Regions from separate parts of the Mus musculus genome. Here region 2 is linked to region 1. Evidence: chromatin loops called from intact Hi-C (ENCODE). Cell type or tissue: heart. All regions are shown on one strand.

Evidence for each region. Hi-C counts contacts between places; a loop is a spot of excess contacts. Peaks named below come from ENCODE experiments on the same cell type or tissue, not always from the same donor. Only the 100,000 strongest peaks of a DNase experiment are listed, where the experiment ranks them.
Region 2: it touches region 1 in a loop (2.5-fold over the local background); 3 of 42 quality-filtered maps call a loop at or near these places.

What each region holds. Positions count from the first base shown.
Region 1 is chr8:86,619,328-86,627,327 of GRCm38, forward strand. Lonp2 (lon peptidase 2, peroxisomal) reads left to right here and starts at 4,716. Exons shown (of 15, transcript NM_025827.3): 1 at 4,716-5,089. The coding sequence starts at 4,857. In heart, no CTCF peak of the experiment used is centred here; a DNase peak (open chromatin) is centred at 4,714; H3K4me3 peaks cover 2,205 bases; H3K27ac peaks cover 1,799 bases.
Region 2 is chr8:86,714,111-86,722,110 of GRCm38, forward strand. Lonp2 (lon peptidase 2, peroxisomal) reads left to right here. Exons shown (of 15, transcript NM_025827.3): 15 at 2,140-2,526. The coding sequence ends at 2,361. It also overlaps a transcript of Siah1a not described here. Among named protein-coding and RNA genes, the nearest start is that of Gm10638, 28 kb to the right of the region's middle. In heart, a CTCF peak has its summit at 7,140 (motif pointing left); no DNase peak of the experiment used is centred here.

The sequences.
Region 1 (8,000 bases):
AGTAGAGTTCCCCCATGGCTTTTGCTTGAGTTCTATTGGCTTCTGTCAATGAACTGTGACCAATGATATGTAAGCCAAGTGAACCCAAAACTCAAGTTGATTTTTGTCCTGGTGTTTATTACAATAGAAACCCTAACTAAGGCACCTTTGTTTTGTTATAATTTGCTTAACTCTAAGTTTAATATAATTTATTTAAAAGTAATATTTGTACTATAAAACTAAAGTGTCAAATTCCTCATGCTTTGGTGAGCAGTTCCCATGAGCCATTGTGAGCAGGCTCCAGCAAGCTGCTAAGATGGCTTAGCCAAGGAAAGCAAAGGAAAGCACGTGCTGTGTCATCCTGATGGCCCGGGCATGCAGTCAGACGCAGTAGTGTGGGTCTGCAACCCCAGCACTCTTACTTGACGATGGGAAGCAGAGACAGGAGAATCACCCAGAAGCTCGCAGGCTCAATAGCAGTGTGCACCTCCGTGAGAGAGACGAGAGAGACCCTGAACTAAGTGGAAGGCAAGAACTGACTCCTAAAAGCCTCTTTCTGATCTCTGCATGAGCGTGGTGGGTACTTTTGTAGCATCTCTCTCTCTCTCTCTCTCCTCTCTCTCTCTCTCTCTCTCTCTCTCTCTCTCTCTCTCTCTCTCTCTCTCTCTCACACTCACACACACACAAACACACACAGTGATTTTTAAGTTAAAAATCACTTTCATAATGGTGATTTTCCCCCCTTCTATCCAGACATCTTTCACAAATTTGCTCCTAAGTGCTCTATGCACTGATACTGCTGTGCCTGGGTGGCAGTTAGCTTTCCTGTGGTGTAGATGGAAGTAAGTCACTAGCCATGGTGTCCATGCCAGCAACTGGGACATGGAGGCAGGATTAGTGGGCGTTCAAGACCATCCCAGCCTACACCTATTCAGCAAGTTTAAACCAGCCTGGATTACAGGAGACCCTGTCTCAAACAACAGCAAAGAAAAGAATAAAATAAGTTAAAGGTATAGGTGAGCCTAATGGATTATCCAGGTTGTGAACACCTGGGAATCATGGAAATGTCTTGGAGGAGGTAAGTTGCCAGCAGAGGTGGGCGAGGTGAGGCCCAGCAATAACCAAGTGAGTGAGCCAAAAAGCATGCCTGAAAACCTAACCCTAGATCTCCAAAGACAATGAAGGCAGTGGCTAGATGGACACAATCATCACATGGAAACGACTAGGACCCTCGCTGCTCTGAACCTGAGCCTTTGCTCACTAGGTAAAAAGCTAATTACATCACTGAACCAATAAAGGTCTTAGAAAGGTAAGCTTGAAGTTCTCTCTTCCTTGCATTAATCAACAAGTAACAGATCACAAAGAAGAACAATTAGAGTCAAGTAAAGCCAGAGGTTTTGTTTTTCAGCTGTAACATAATATAACGGCCTGATTTATTCATGCCGCCTGCAACAAGAGCCACAAATGATAGTACATGCCTAGAATCTCAGTGAGGGAATGTATTCCAGTGAAATCTTATCTAAAAACAACAGCAACACACACACACACACACACACACACACACACACACACACACACACACACACACAAGAATGTTATAAAATATCCTGACATATCTGAATGGAAATGTCATGATGGCACCTATGACTGTGTTTGCTAACTTAAATGGTTAAAGGCACGAGCAGTTTAGGATTGGATTTTGTTCCTTTTGTCCTCCTGGGCCCACCACACCATCAGCCTTCCTTGTTCTTCAGAGCTGTCTTTCAGTAAGTTCCAGAAGTTGCTAAAAACAGTGTCTTGTCCACCTTGTTGCCTGTTGAATCCTTGTTATCAGTCTTTCTGGCTTCTCCTCTTTTCTAGGAACTGGAAACCCCCCCCCCCCCACACACACACCTTAATCTTCCCAATACTCCTTAATCTTTACATTAGTCCTAGCCTCTGACTGGAAAGGTTTTTTTCTAGTCCCTTACAGAGCTAATTCACTCTCAGCCTTTAGAGTTAAAAAAAACAACCTCCCTGCTCAGAGAAACCTTTAAAGGTCCCCCCATCCCATGTTGGCCCCATTCTTATCATTGCATATTTTTATATTATATTCCTTTTACTTTTTTTTTTCTGAGACAGGGTTTCTCTGTGTAGCCCTGGCTGTCCTGGAACTCACTTTGTAGACCAGGCTGGCCTCGAACTCAGAAATCCGCCTGCCTCTGCCTCCCAAGTGCTGAGATTAAAGGAGTGCACCACCACTGCCCAGCTTTATATTTCTTTTACTTACTCTTCTCTGGAATTGTCATTTTTTATTTGTTGGCTTGATTTTTGTCTACTTTTATAGCATGTAAGCACTCTGAAACAAACCCTGAGCCTTATCTATACTGTTGACTGATGGATCCTTGCACCCTACTCAGGTATAAAGTATACCTTTTTACTCAGTATAAAGTAAGTGTCTAACATATATTATGTTATATATCTAGTAACACATATTAGATAAATGAAATACGTTCATGCAAATCCGGTTTTTAAAAGGGCCAAGAAAACCACACAATTACTGAAGACATCACATGTGCATTCCCGATGTTCTCTTGAATGGGCTGATGCACACCATCATAGAAACATGTGGACAAGCAAGCAACTTAAATGTGGGCCCCTTAACCAAAGCAACGTATAGAATAGGGAGTTTATTTAGGTTTTAGTTTCCAGAACGTTTGAGCCCATGATGGTAGATCAAAGCCTAGTGGCAGAAAAGGAAGCTGAGAGCTCACATCCTGAACCAGAAATACAGGCAAAGAGACTGACCTGGGGATGTCTCTGATCTTTAAAGTCTCAGAGACTGTTTCCAGTGACACACTTCCTCCAAGGCCCCCCTAAACAGTGCCATCCACTGGGGGACTAAGTATTTAAACAGCTGAGACTAAGGGGGACATTTTTTTTTCATTCAAACCACTACACTGTACCACACCCTACCTTTACAGTGCAATATGAATTTGTATTTGTCAAACTAAGTCTAAGGTAGACACGATGGAACATATCTCTAACGTCAGCACTCCTGGCTGAGATAGGAAGATTTCAAGTTGGAAATCAATCTTGCATAGCAAGCCCTAGAGTGGGACAATTAGTAGAGTCATTGTATCTAGGGTAAACATCAGAATGAAGTAATTATTTTCTGGAATTACTTAGACCTTACCAAAAAAAAAAATCACTGTAGAAAACAGTGAGTTTAGTCACAAGAAGGCCCTGACAAACATGAAACAGCTTGCATAGTCGGGTACAGCAAACAGTAGACAGTAAGAATTGAAGTTGCAAGGTTTTGGTGCTCCTTCAAGAAACACACAGATTAGACCTGGGTTTTGGTATGAAGTTCCTGTTTTACTCTAAAAACAACTTTTGTGTGACAATTACATGGTTCTGCACAGCTGTTTGGGGTTCAGTCTACAAGAGGCTAGACCTCTTGGCTGCCTGCAAGGCCATATATCATCCTGGAATGACTCTTTTTCTTTGGCCATATGTGTGACTCAGTTAAGACCCTGTCCTAGGAGACCAAGAAAATAATAAAATCAAAAAATTAATTTATTAAACAAAAATAAGTCCAGACATTAGTATGCACACAAAACACTTGTTGCTTTTAGGATATGTATGCATGATAAAAATAAATAAAGTTTTTTTAAAAAATATGCCCCAAGGTTTTTAAGATGGTCATAGTTTCCTCATAAAATACCTACCATGTTCAGAGCCCTTGGTCCAATCCCAAGTACCATTTTTAAAAAGACACCAGGAATCTCAGAGTATAAGTCCTCTACTCTCCAGATAAGACTCTTAATAAAAAGGTAAGTTATTGTATATATTTTTTCTTTATATTACTCCCAAAGTCTATCTCAAGATATCTACACAATGCATACTTGATGAGTGTGTCACAACCAAGATCATCACCTACCAGTTCACCCTCCCTCTAGACCTCAGTGACTCAGACCACAACCTAGAATCTATCATCCAAATTGTGACCTTCTACAAATAATTGAATGCCCCTTTTTTAAAAGTATCTGTTTAAAATACTAATAAAATAAAGCAAAGATGGAAGCAATATCACAGACTTAAGAGATCCAGGAGATAAACAAAGTGAAAAATTAAGGACGATAGTAAAACCCACCAGCTTGGGAGAAGGTCTATGGATTAGGTAATGGTAATACTAATTTCCTGGGTTATGTGAACCATGGTTATGCAACATAATAGGGAAAACCGAGTGAGAGGTATAGGATACTTGTTAAAATATAAAATCTATTCAATAAAAAGGTTTAAAAATGTCTAGTGCACACCGTCCTTCTCAACATTCCTTCCGAATTTAAATGCAGGCACTGTTCATGCTGTCTGTGCACCAGGTTTGCTTGTCGTCTGGCATCACTGGTTCAGAGAGAAGGGCTGAGCGAAGCGACAGAAATTGGGTATCTCTGGGCTAGCGGGGAGCGGAGGTGTTTAATGTAGGGACCAGCCTGGGGATGCAGCCAGAAATTGAGGGGTTTGGGTCTAGGGGCGGAGCCAGAAGCCGCTACGCTTTAGCTTTGGGGGGGGGGGGGGGGGGAGAGTGACAGACCGGAAGGCTTAGCCGCTGCGGCCTCCGGAAGGGTTGTGGGCGGGCCCGGAAACAGCAGCACATGGCCCGGGGGCGAGTCCGAAGCGTCCGGGCAGAAGTCTGGGAGCCTGGAGAAGGGGCGGGGCCGGAAGCGGCGGCAGGCCTGGGGACCGGAGCCTGGGGAAGGGGCGGTGCCGGAAGCGGCGGCACTCAGGCCTGGGGGCGGGCCGTCGAGTGACGGCTGCGGTGCGTTCGGCGAAGGAAGTGTAGAGTTCGTACTTGGGAGTCCTCCTGACACCTCTGGTGTTGACGACCAGTGGCCATGTCCTCCGTGAGCCCCATCCAGATCCCCAGCCGCCTTCCGCTGCTGTTGACCCACGAGAGTGTGTTGCTGCCTGGCTCCACTATGCGCACAAGTGTGGACACGGCCCGCAACTTGCAGCTGGTGCGGAGCCGCTTGCTCAAGGGCACGTCGTTGCAGAGCACCATTCTAGGAGTCATCCCCAACACACCCGACCCGGCCAGCGACACGCAGGACCTGCCACCATTGCACAGGTAGGCCCGCCGGGCACTCGGAGGGAGGCCCTCCGGGACTCGCGCCCCGGCGGCCTGTGAGCGGAGTTGTGGCTCAAGTCTCCCCAGCGTGAAAAGTGGGAGGGACGCTTTTCGCCAGTGACCGTTAGTGAGCCGGATCAGTCACGGAGCAATGCCTGACACGGGTGGAAACTCTGTGCAGTTCATTTGCTGCCTGTTGCTGGTGCTTATCTGATGTGAATTCGTGTCCTACATAGCCTTCTTCACCGCCCAGCGCCCGGGCCCCTCCCCCATACCACCTTTCACCCTGTCCCCTTTCTTTCAGTCAACCTCCGGTCATGTTCTCCAGCTGAAACATTATAAATCTAGATCTATCTATCTATCTATCTATCTCTCTCTCTCTCTCTCTCTCTCTCTCTCTCTCTCTCTCTCTTTCTTTCTTTCTTTTTCCTGCTCATGCCTAAACTACGCAGTTAACTTTTGGGTGCTTTGTTTTACATGTTGTTACCTATTTTCTCTATTCCCCGACGGCCTCCCCTTCATGAAGGGCCATTCCTGTTAGCATTTTCCTTGGGGTCTCCCACTACAGTCTTCCCAGCCTCTAGGCTCACCTTTGCTCCTTCCTGGCATTTTTATCTTAGGCCCGGGGGATGTCACTGGATAGCCCTGTGTCCCGGCTCTGGTTCGTTGACTTGGGTGGTAGATTTCACCTGCGTCTGACTCTTCCCCTGTGATTTCCCATGTCTCTTAGGTGTGTCTTGAAGGTCCATCTGTGCAGACTGGTTTGCCCCATGCTTCCCTGGACTGCACAGTGATTGTGCGTATAGAGCACTTGAAGTGTGCATGCTCTAATATGAGTTTTAACACTAGAGTGCATGTGTGCCCAGAAAGGCTGTCAATTCTAGGCAGCTCAAGGCAGTTGGTCACCCTAAATGTGTCATAAATGTACAGTGCACACTATAGTTTGAGAAAACGTGAATTTCCTTTTTCTTTTTCGAGACAGGGTTTCTCTGTGTGGCCCTGGCTGTCCTGGAACTCACTCTGTAGACCAGGCTGGCCTTGAACTCAGAAATCCGCCTGCCTCTGCCTCCCAAGTGCTGGGATTAAAGGCGTGTGCCACTGCCCTGCTTAATTAATGTTACATAGAATAAATGTTACAATGTTAATATTCTGACCACTTCACCTAAAATCACCTGTGGATACTAAAATCACGAGTATGGCTTGTATTTTTATTGGACAGTACTAGTCTATAGTGTGTCTTAGCAGATGTTATCTTTAAGCTCTTTTCTCAAGTTCTTGCTCAATGTATTGATACTGAAGAGCAGGTTGGAGAGCCTCCTTCCCCTCCTTATTTTCAAATGAAGGGTTCCTGGCTCTGAATGGATTTCATAAGTGTGACTGACTACATTAGACAACTTGGAGCTTTTCTTCATGTTTCCAAAGGAGGCCTGTAGCTCTTTAAAAACAAAATAAACAGTAAAGCATGAAACAAACGCACAACTCAATAATGGTTTACATTGTATCATCATGGAAAAAAAAAACTGACACCCATTTGAACTATTCTTGGCTGTTGCCTAAATAAGATTGGACACTATAAAGTTTCAGTATTTTATTGTAGCAAATTATATTTAGTACTAGTCTCCTAGCATATTACCTCATTCCTTAAACCTCTGTTTATTTCTCCCATATTATTTTACAACCACTTAGTTGAGACAGAAATTCTCGTGATTAAATTTTTTGTTTGTTTTATTTCTTGGGGGGCATTAGAGATTGAACCTATGGTAGGTACTCTACCATTAAGCTATAGCCTCAGCTCTTATTTGTATTTTTTTATTTTGATACTGAGTCTCAGTAAGTACTCTGTGCTGGCTCTGAACTCTTCTGTAGCTCACTCAAGTACTGCACCAGTGATCCTCTTGCTTAGCCCTCCAAGAAGTCAGTGTTACACACCTGTGCTACCAGGTCTACCTTGGTTTGTTTCTAATGTATGCTGGATAGTTTTATGTCACCTTGACACCATGTACAGTCATCTGAGGAGGGAAACTCAATTGAGAATATGTTTTTATAAAATCAGGCAGTAGGCAAGCTTGAATTTATTCTTCCCTGCTAATTCTTGAACTGGTAGAGTAAACAAACCTGATCAGACATTTAGACGTTGTGCCAGCTAGTTTTATGTCAACTTGACACAGCTGGAGTCATCTGAAAGGTGGGAACCTCAATTGAGAATATGTCTTCATAAGATACTTTATAAAATGTAGGGCATTTTATTTAGTGATTGATAGGGAATGGCCCAGTCCATTGTGGGTGGTGCCACCCCTCGTCTAGTGGTCGTGGGTTGTATAACAAAGCATACCATGGGGTGACCACTCAAAACAGAAGCAGCAGTGGAGTGGAGCCAACAGGAACATTAAAAACAACAACAACAACAACAACAACAAAAACTGTCTGTGTGCTTCAGAGGGTGGTGCTGGAGAAGTGGCCCTAGCTCCTTAGAGGAGCCTGGAAGAGCATGAGGGAATCCCAGATAACTGGACATTGTGCTACTTAGACCTTTGGAATTTGCTTTTGCTATGTTCAATTACAACTGTGCCCTGGTTCTTCCCTCATGAGGTAAGAAAGTACTTAACTTATATTTAGTTTTATAGGAGCCCACACTTAACAGATTGAAATGTAAAAAGAGATTTTAGGTTTAAAAAAAAACTTAAACTGAATTTTAACGTGTTTGACTTGTAAAAATGATGGATTTTTAAAGTTTGTAAAATGTTTTCTATTGTGATGTTGAGGTTAATATGTGATCTTGGGGATGTACAAGAAAGGAAAAGTAAAGTGACATGTTTGTGTGTTAGGTTGGCAAGGGGTCAGTTGTCCTGTTATGTCCGGCTATGCCAACCTGATACAAGCTAGAGTTATCTGAGAGAGGACGGGGGGGGGG
Region 2 (8,000 bases), 95 kb after region 1:
ATCATGTACTTGTAATATTTATTTAAATTAGTAATTTTAAATTTACATGAATAGTAGCTTTCTGTAAAAACTTTGGCTAAAAATTTTAAATATTAAAATTTTAATACCTGTAACTAACTTATATTTTAAACTTTTGGTCAAGTAAAGAACGCCTGACCATCTCCCAAGTTTCCCTATGATCTAAAAATATTTAAGGGAAAAGAAATATCAGTGTGGTTATAGAAAAATCAGCCGTTCATCAGAATGCCTGCAGTCTCTTCTCTCTTCTTAGCAGTGAGGTGTGCTGCGTGTACCGTTGGCTTTCAAGCTCATTCCATGCTTTTTCAAGTTCCTTTGAGACATCCTAGCACCTTGTAGGAATCTTAAGAGTACCATAATTGGCAAGATTTATAGCAAAACAAGTTCAAAAGTCCTGCCTGGATCTGCAGGTTCCTGGGCTCCAGTGGGTATCCTGACCTGCATGCAAATGCTGTGGGAGCACCCGGACTTAGGGCTCTGTGACTGTGCCAGGACTTGTCTGACAGGACAAAATGTTGACGACAGAGCCATAACAAGAAAAGGAAGAGGAGGATGTGCAGCAGCAGCAGCAGCAGCAGCAACAAATATTCTTTTCCCTGCTAAAGTCCTTACACGGATGAGAGTAGGTTATAGACTCACTAAAGGGGCCAGGCACTTGCAAAATCCGAGCAACTCAGGAAGATTGAAGCAGCGTGGGCAACCTGGTGAGACCTTGCCTCAAAGTAAAAAAGATCTAGAAATATGGCTCGGTAGCAGAGGACTTGCTTGTTATTAGTCTTTCATGTAAGACTTAGTTCAATTCCTATTGAAAACCACTAAAATTATTGTACTCCAATATTTTCATTCAACCATGCAAGGACCATGAAAAAAAATAATAGAATTTTTAAAAAATACTTGCTAAGGCTGAAAAAAGGGGAACATTTTAGATTTTAGTTTAGAATTGGTTAAAAAAATGACTAAACATACATACACATATCACATATATATGTGGTGTGAGTGTGTGTGTGTGTGTGTATCATCTTAAAAGCAGCATACAGTCTAGCCAATTAGGCTAGAGTAAGTGTTGAAGGTACTGAGCCTGTAGGCATCGTTCTTGTGGCTCAGGGTCTACCTGCATGCAGGCCTCAGTCCTGGGTCACTGAAGAGGAGGACCTGCTGCGTGATGCACAGGAGGCCCAAGTCGTCTGCACCTTGGGGTTTTCCCCAGGCTGTGTAGGGCAAGTGATCCAAGATAACAATCCAGGCAGAAGCTTTCTTTTAATACCTTATCCTTGAAATGCACATAGCATCACTTCCAGCATAGTATGCTCCACACAGACAAGTCACAAAGCCAGGCTCACACTGGGAAAGAGAATTTAGACTCCATCTTTTGTGAAGGAATCATTATGGGCATAGATTTTAGGGTTTTGTTTTTATTTATTTTTATTTATTTATTTATAGCCACAAGAGGGGCGAGGACTAGTGGCATGTGCCTTTAATCACAGCATTGGGGGCAGGGAACAGAGAAAGACAGATCTCTAGGAGTTCAAGGCCGAGCCAATCTACAATGATTGTGTCACAAAACAAAAACAAATACCTTACAAGAGTCTAGTTTGGAGTGTTCTCATTTTTAGGTGGCACAAAAGCCTTGCTTTGTGGTAATGAAGACAATAATCCTGGAACACACTGAGCTTCCTGTGTAAGAGCAGTTCTGTTTGGTTAACTTAAAAATCTTTATTTTGTAAAAACAAAAATGGTATGTATTGAGATAGCATGATGTTCAATGCATGTACACATTGCATAACATTTAAATCAGCATGTATATTTCCTCCATTTGTCATTTCTTTATGGTAAAATCTTCAGACTTCTTTCTTCTAGCTAGGAATAGTAGAACCAAGCACAATCAACCTAAACACAAGGCTGCAAATGACAATTAAAACTATCCATAGCCATCGAGGTTACAGGTTCTCTCCTTAAAAGGTTTTAATATAGGTTACCATTAAGCTTTTCAGTGGCCTCCCAGCTCATACTATCCCAAGGTGGGAGGTGGGCTGAATGTCTAAGTCAGTGATGGTTCAGTAAAAGGTAGATGCGCTCGGCAGTGAACATGAACCTTGAGAGTTGTCTTCTTTTGCCTGGCAGGTGGGTGGAATTAAAGACAAAGTCCTAGCAGCACACCGAGCAGGACTGAAGCAGATCATAATTCCGCAGAGGAACGAAAAGGACCTTGAAGAGATCCCAAGCAACGTCAGACAGGATCTAAGTTTTGTTACAGCAAGCTGCCTGGATGAAGTTCTAAATGCAGCTTTTGATGGTGGCTTTCCTGTCAAGACCAGACCTGGTCTCATTGACAGCAAACTATAGGCCCGAACATAAGCTGAATTTAATTATGAGGCAAAGCTTGTTTGAGGCACCAAATGATCAAGCAAAATATCCCTAATCTGTGGATATAATCAAGATAGCAATGAGTCTGTTTAAGTAGTTGTTTATTACAGAAATGTTGGCTTAATAAAGTCATTAAACCTAGAATTCTGGTCTCCAGTGGGTTTGGTATCCCTGGGAAAGACAGAGGTACTCTGTGGTCCTAGAACAACTTTTTAGAAATGTTTAGGCCCACTATAAACCTGAATCCAACTCCCTCCGGTATAAAGTGGAGAGCCAGGAACCCCTCTCACCAGTGTGCCTGGTGTGTTTAATAACTGAGTGAGCTAGGCGTGGCACAGGCACCCGAACGAGGAGAGAAGCAGAGGCAGGTGGTTCTCTTGATCAAGGCCAGCCTAGTCTTTACACAGCAAGTTCCAGGACTACATAGGGAAACGCTGTGTCAGACAAAAACCAGCTGGCATACACTCTTAGCTATGGAGACTTAGATGTAGATTTTATCTGATCCTGGAACCAATCACTTGGAAGGGAAACTAGCAAAAACAAAACTCTAGGCAACTAACCTTGTGTTTGTGTTAAAGGGGTCTAGGATGAGACTGCACATGAGTCTTAGGCTAAGGGAAGCAGCAATGAGAACATTAATTATATGGGACGGGCATGCGCTGGCAGTCATTACAGCATCACAAGAGCTTTGGGTGCCTGTAATCTCAAAGTACAGCCCCCTCCCCCCCCAAAAAGCTGTATGTTCTAGGAAGGCCCCTAAACTCAGAATCCTCCTTCCTGCTCCCCCTTCTACTTATTTATGCTAAATTCCAAGCATGTCAACTTCCCATGCCTGTCCTGTCCTGTGACCATAGGATGATGTGTCCAAGGTACCATAAGATGAAGGCAGCCCCTTATGCTTACTAGATTTCTGAACCCAGTTTCTAACATGTTCATGTGTGAAATAATAGTTTAGTAGTCAAGCCGGGCGTGGTGGCGCACGCCTTTAATCCCAGCACTCGGGAGGCAGAGGCAGGCAGATTTCTGAGTTCGAGGCCAGCCTGGTCTACAAAGTGAGTATAGCCAGAGCTATACAGAAAAGAAAAAAAAAGTTTAGTAGTATTGCTGATATTGCTGATTCGACAAGAATCCAACATAAATGCAATTTTAATTCTAGAGTCAGAACCTTACATTACAAAACCTAAGAGATAATATAAAAATATTTTTTGATACTTCTTGGATGAGAATGGGGTCTGCAAGTTACCTGAACTCCTGTCAGGCCTGCTAATAAAACCTCTGGAGGAAATGTCAGATCCAAGACTACTTGGGGCACTGGAAAGACATTCACAACCCTTAGTGAGGTATCAGCCTCAGTAATGCTGCCGATTCAGGGGAGTGAAATCTTACACAGGGAGTGAAGAAACAATTGACAGCCTCCAGCCAGGAAGTCTCCACACCCAGCTCTGCCTCCTCCCTGCCTGAGGTGGCAACAAAAAACATCTGTTAAGGCTTGGGGTTTTTGGGGTCCTAGACCTCAGCACTGGCCTTCTAAATACTTAGGAAACGTCACAGGGCATCTTCTGTGCTGGCTTAAGTCAGTCTTTGTGTCTTGCTTTTCTTCTGTGTGGTCATCTTTGTGTGTGTGCATCCCCTGCGGGAGGCATCCCCTGGAGCTGGAGTTGCGAGTGCTTCTGAGCTGCCTGGTTTGGGAACTGGGAACTGAATTTGGATCTTCAGCAAGCACTCATTTGGTGAGCCATCTCTCCAGCCCATCTTTTGTTTCTAAAGGTGCCCATTTGAGGTTTGCCAGTAAGATTTTTGTTTTTCTAACACTGTTTTTGGTTTATTAGGAAGGAGTTTTTGAATGGAGAAAATGTCCAAAGATTTACCACTTACAAGTATCTAATTCAGGGACATCTGTGACATTCATTATTCCCACTGTCCATGACTTTTTCAGCACAATCAAAAAAACTAAACTCATTCCCTCGATTCCAGACCTGGCAACCACTCTTCACTCTCCTAAGTGCTGTAGAGAGTGACAGCATGTTTTCTCATGTCTAACATCTCACCAAGTGTCAGGTTTATCCCAATACCATGTATCAAATTTGCCTTTTATGGTTGAACAATCCACTATATACATATGGCAAATTTTATCCATTCATCTTTTGTTTTGTGACTGTTGGTTATAAACAGGAATATACAAATCCCTGCTTTTCTAATTATTTTGGGATGTGTGCCCAGTAGAACTTCTCTGGTGGTGCTGTGATCAGAATGGCCTAACAAGTATTCCACACTCAATAGGAAAGGGTCCAAGAAAACTAGCTAGCTACTCTGCCTGTGTACTCCTCCACCAGGAGGCTAGCACTGAGGCGCCATCTTGGAAGCAGGAGCACATGGACCTCACCATTCAACTTACCAACTGATTGATTAATCTGGGACTTCTGCCTGCAGATCAAACCCCAAGCAAATGATATACAATAATTCTGTCCAGCTTTCTGAGGGGTGTGTGTGTTTGTGTAGGATGGTACTTGGGATTAAATATAGGGCCTTGAATATGCCCCAAACACTGAACTACACTACACCTCAACCCCAGCTACATTCTCACATGCACAGCTGGCATTCTCACATGCACAGAAATTTTCAGGTATCAAAGCTGAGGGAAGCTGTGTACCTTGGTTATCAACTTTATAGGTTAGTTTCAATTGGTTCTGCCCATTTATTATTCCTCTAGACTTTTCTACAAACTACAAAGACTCTGAATTCCTGAGTCACATAATACGTTATATGCAAAATTTAGGGGTAAATGCCTTTTTATTTGTTCTTAAAATATTTAATACCAATTAGTAAATCAGTGTCTAGAGATAAAGTTATGGATATACTAGATTATGATAAATTATGAATGATATAAAATGTACATGAATCTAAAAAACAGGCTAGTGTGTGTACTAAAATATGATTTTTCTTTCCTCTTCCCTGAGAGCAACTAAAATTTGCATTCTAGACTAGAAGTATAGCTCAGTAGAATACTTGCTTAACACTGGGGAGGTCACAACTTCAATCTCTAAAACACAAAACCACTCTGTTTCCTGGTCATACCACAACATCCTCTTCATACCTGGGGACACAAAGAATCTCATTTGCAGTGCCAACTCCCAACAGAGTAGCCACTTGAGCTACAGTACGTTCTGATTCTCATCTAGGCACAGTGGTTAGTGATGTCTACCATTAATTTCCAATACTTTTCATGGCTGTGACAGAATACCTGAGAAAAAAGACTTCTTTGGGCTTGTAGTTTCAGGTTCCCATACAAAGCTGCACTGTGGCCGTGGGCTTGGGCTGAAGCAGAATACTAGTGGAAAGGGAGGGCATGCCAGAGTAAAGCTGTTCACCTCCTCACAGCAGCAAAGGCAGAAGAGCCAGTGAGGAAGATGCAGACAAGACACGGCCTTCCAAAATGCATCCCCCAGCAATGTAACTTCCTCCAACTAGCCCTCCCTCCCCCAACACACATCCACTGATGAAGACTCGGAATCAGTGACGTTCGTCAGTCATCCACTTTTCAGTACTACCATTGGAGGCCGAGACTCTGACACCAGACATTGTGGAGGATGCTTCATGTCCAGACACAACATGTCCTCCACCAAAACCAACTCAAGTCAGGCTGAGTGAGGGCAAAAGCATTTAGTATCTCCTCCTATAAGACACTTCCATGAAATAAACTCTACTAGTAAGTCATGCAAGTGTTAATTTTGACAATTCTTCCAATGTAAAATTCAGCTGGGATTATTGACTTGTTTTGTTTATTGAAATAACATGTTCAAAATCACATTATTTTAACCAAAGGAGAAACTACTGTGTGAGCCCTTTCCCATGAGAGCACCTAGAAGCTCCTTAGACAAGAAAAGCAGAGTCAGTCTCCAATTTGATGATCAAGGTCCAACAGTAACGCTCATTTCTTTGCTGTAGTAAAATGTACTGTGCCTTACGATGAAAATTATTCTTTATTAAAAAACAAAACAAACACAACAAAAGACAAAACAGATGAGTTGGTCACGGTTCTAATCCCTACCAATCTCTGTGAGTCCAAGTTCTTACTTATCAAGTTCCAAGCCAGCCAGTGCTGCAAGGCTGCACTACCAAGACTGTGGCTTGGTTTAAAAAAAAAGAATTTTAATTTTAGGGGGAAAAGGTCAATGACAATAAAAATTCACTTGATATACTATAATGTTCAGTATAAAATCTAAATACTGTCTGAGTGATGCCAGCCTGATAAATGTCTCTTTTGGCAAATGATAGAACTAGCTTAACCGGTAGGACACTGAGAACGCCTTTGTGTTTTGCACCCATACCCACCGTGGAACAGTGCTTAGTCCTACAGGCTTCTATGACACTATGCATAACTTCTCTTTTGGGGCCGGGTCTTCCTGAGCAGCCCAGGCAGGCTTCTTAACTGCCTATGCAGTGGTATATTATGATCCTCCTACAGTCTCCCAAGTGCTGGTTTGGGCTACCGTTTTTAGGATCATGTATACAAATAGTGACAGCCCTGTAAGGAGTAAACCCTCTGCTCACTCTGCCCTTCTGACTCTTACCCATCTAGATCACTAACTGACCCCAGGTGTGCTTAGTTTGATCCAGTGTTGGGCTGGGCACGGGTGGTTTTTGGTTTTTTTATAATTTTCAACAATTAGCTTTCATTTTTTATGGGTATAAGTGTTTTATCTGCAAGTATATTTATGTACCATGTGCATGCCTAGTGCCCTCTGGAGGCCAGAAAGCATCAGATCTCCTGGAACTGGACTTTGAAATGATAAGGCACCACATGGGTGTTAGAAACTGAACCCAGGTCCTTTGAAGAGCAGCCAGTGCTCTCAGCCAGAATTCTCTCTCCAGCCCACTTTTTGATCTTAAATCTGGATTACTTACCAGAATTTCCTCTCAGGAATCTGAGTAAAAATTCTACATTTTATTTATTTATCATTGCAGATGTTGCTGAGTTTAAAGAGCTCTAGAATTCTTTGAGGACAGGAAATGAGGAATGACTGTCACTTTTTCTGAACTAAACTCATCTAAGTGTATACTTCATAAATGTGAGCCTTTATATACACAGTTATAGACAACAGTTTTTAAAAATTAAAGCAAAAGGAAACAGCCATGGCCACTGATACACACTAAAGTGGCCCAGGACTCAATTCAACATGACAAATTCAAGATTAAGAGCTGAGGCTGCAGCGTGGGAAACCCTAGCTGGCTCCTGAGCAACACACACAGGATTAAAAGCAAAAGAACCAAGTCAAGAGGGAGCCCGTATACCTACCATAGAATTCCTCAGACACCCAGAGTCAAGGGTGCCAACAGAAACTACCCACTCTTAAGAGTTAACTGTTATATGCCAAATCTCAAAGGAACAAATAATGTTGCTATGTTCCTCTTCTGTAGGGGTCAAGAATAGGAAGACTTAAATTTAAATTTAATAGCTAATAAATGTTAACATGTCAACCTTACCTGCTGGTAAATACACCTAAAATATGCCTTCACTTGCTAAAACTAGCAAAGCCAGAGGGTAAACAAAACCCTTCATACTGCTGGGTCCTGCTGAAGCCTCTCCAGAAAGCAACAATGAAAATACCAAGACTTAA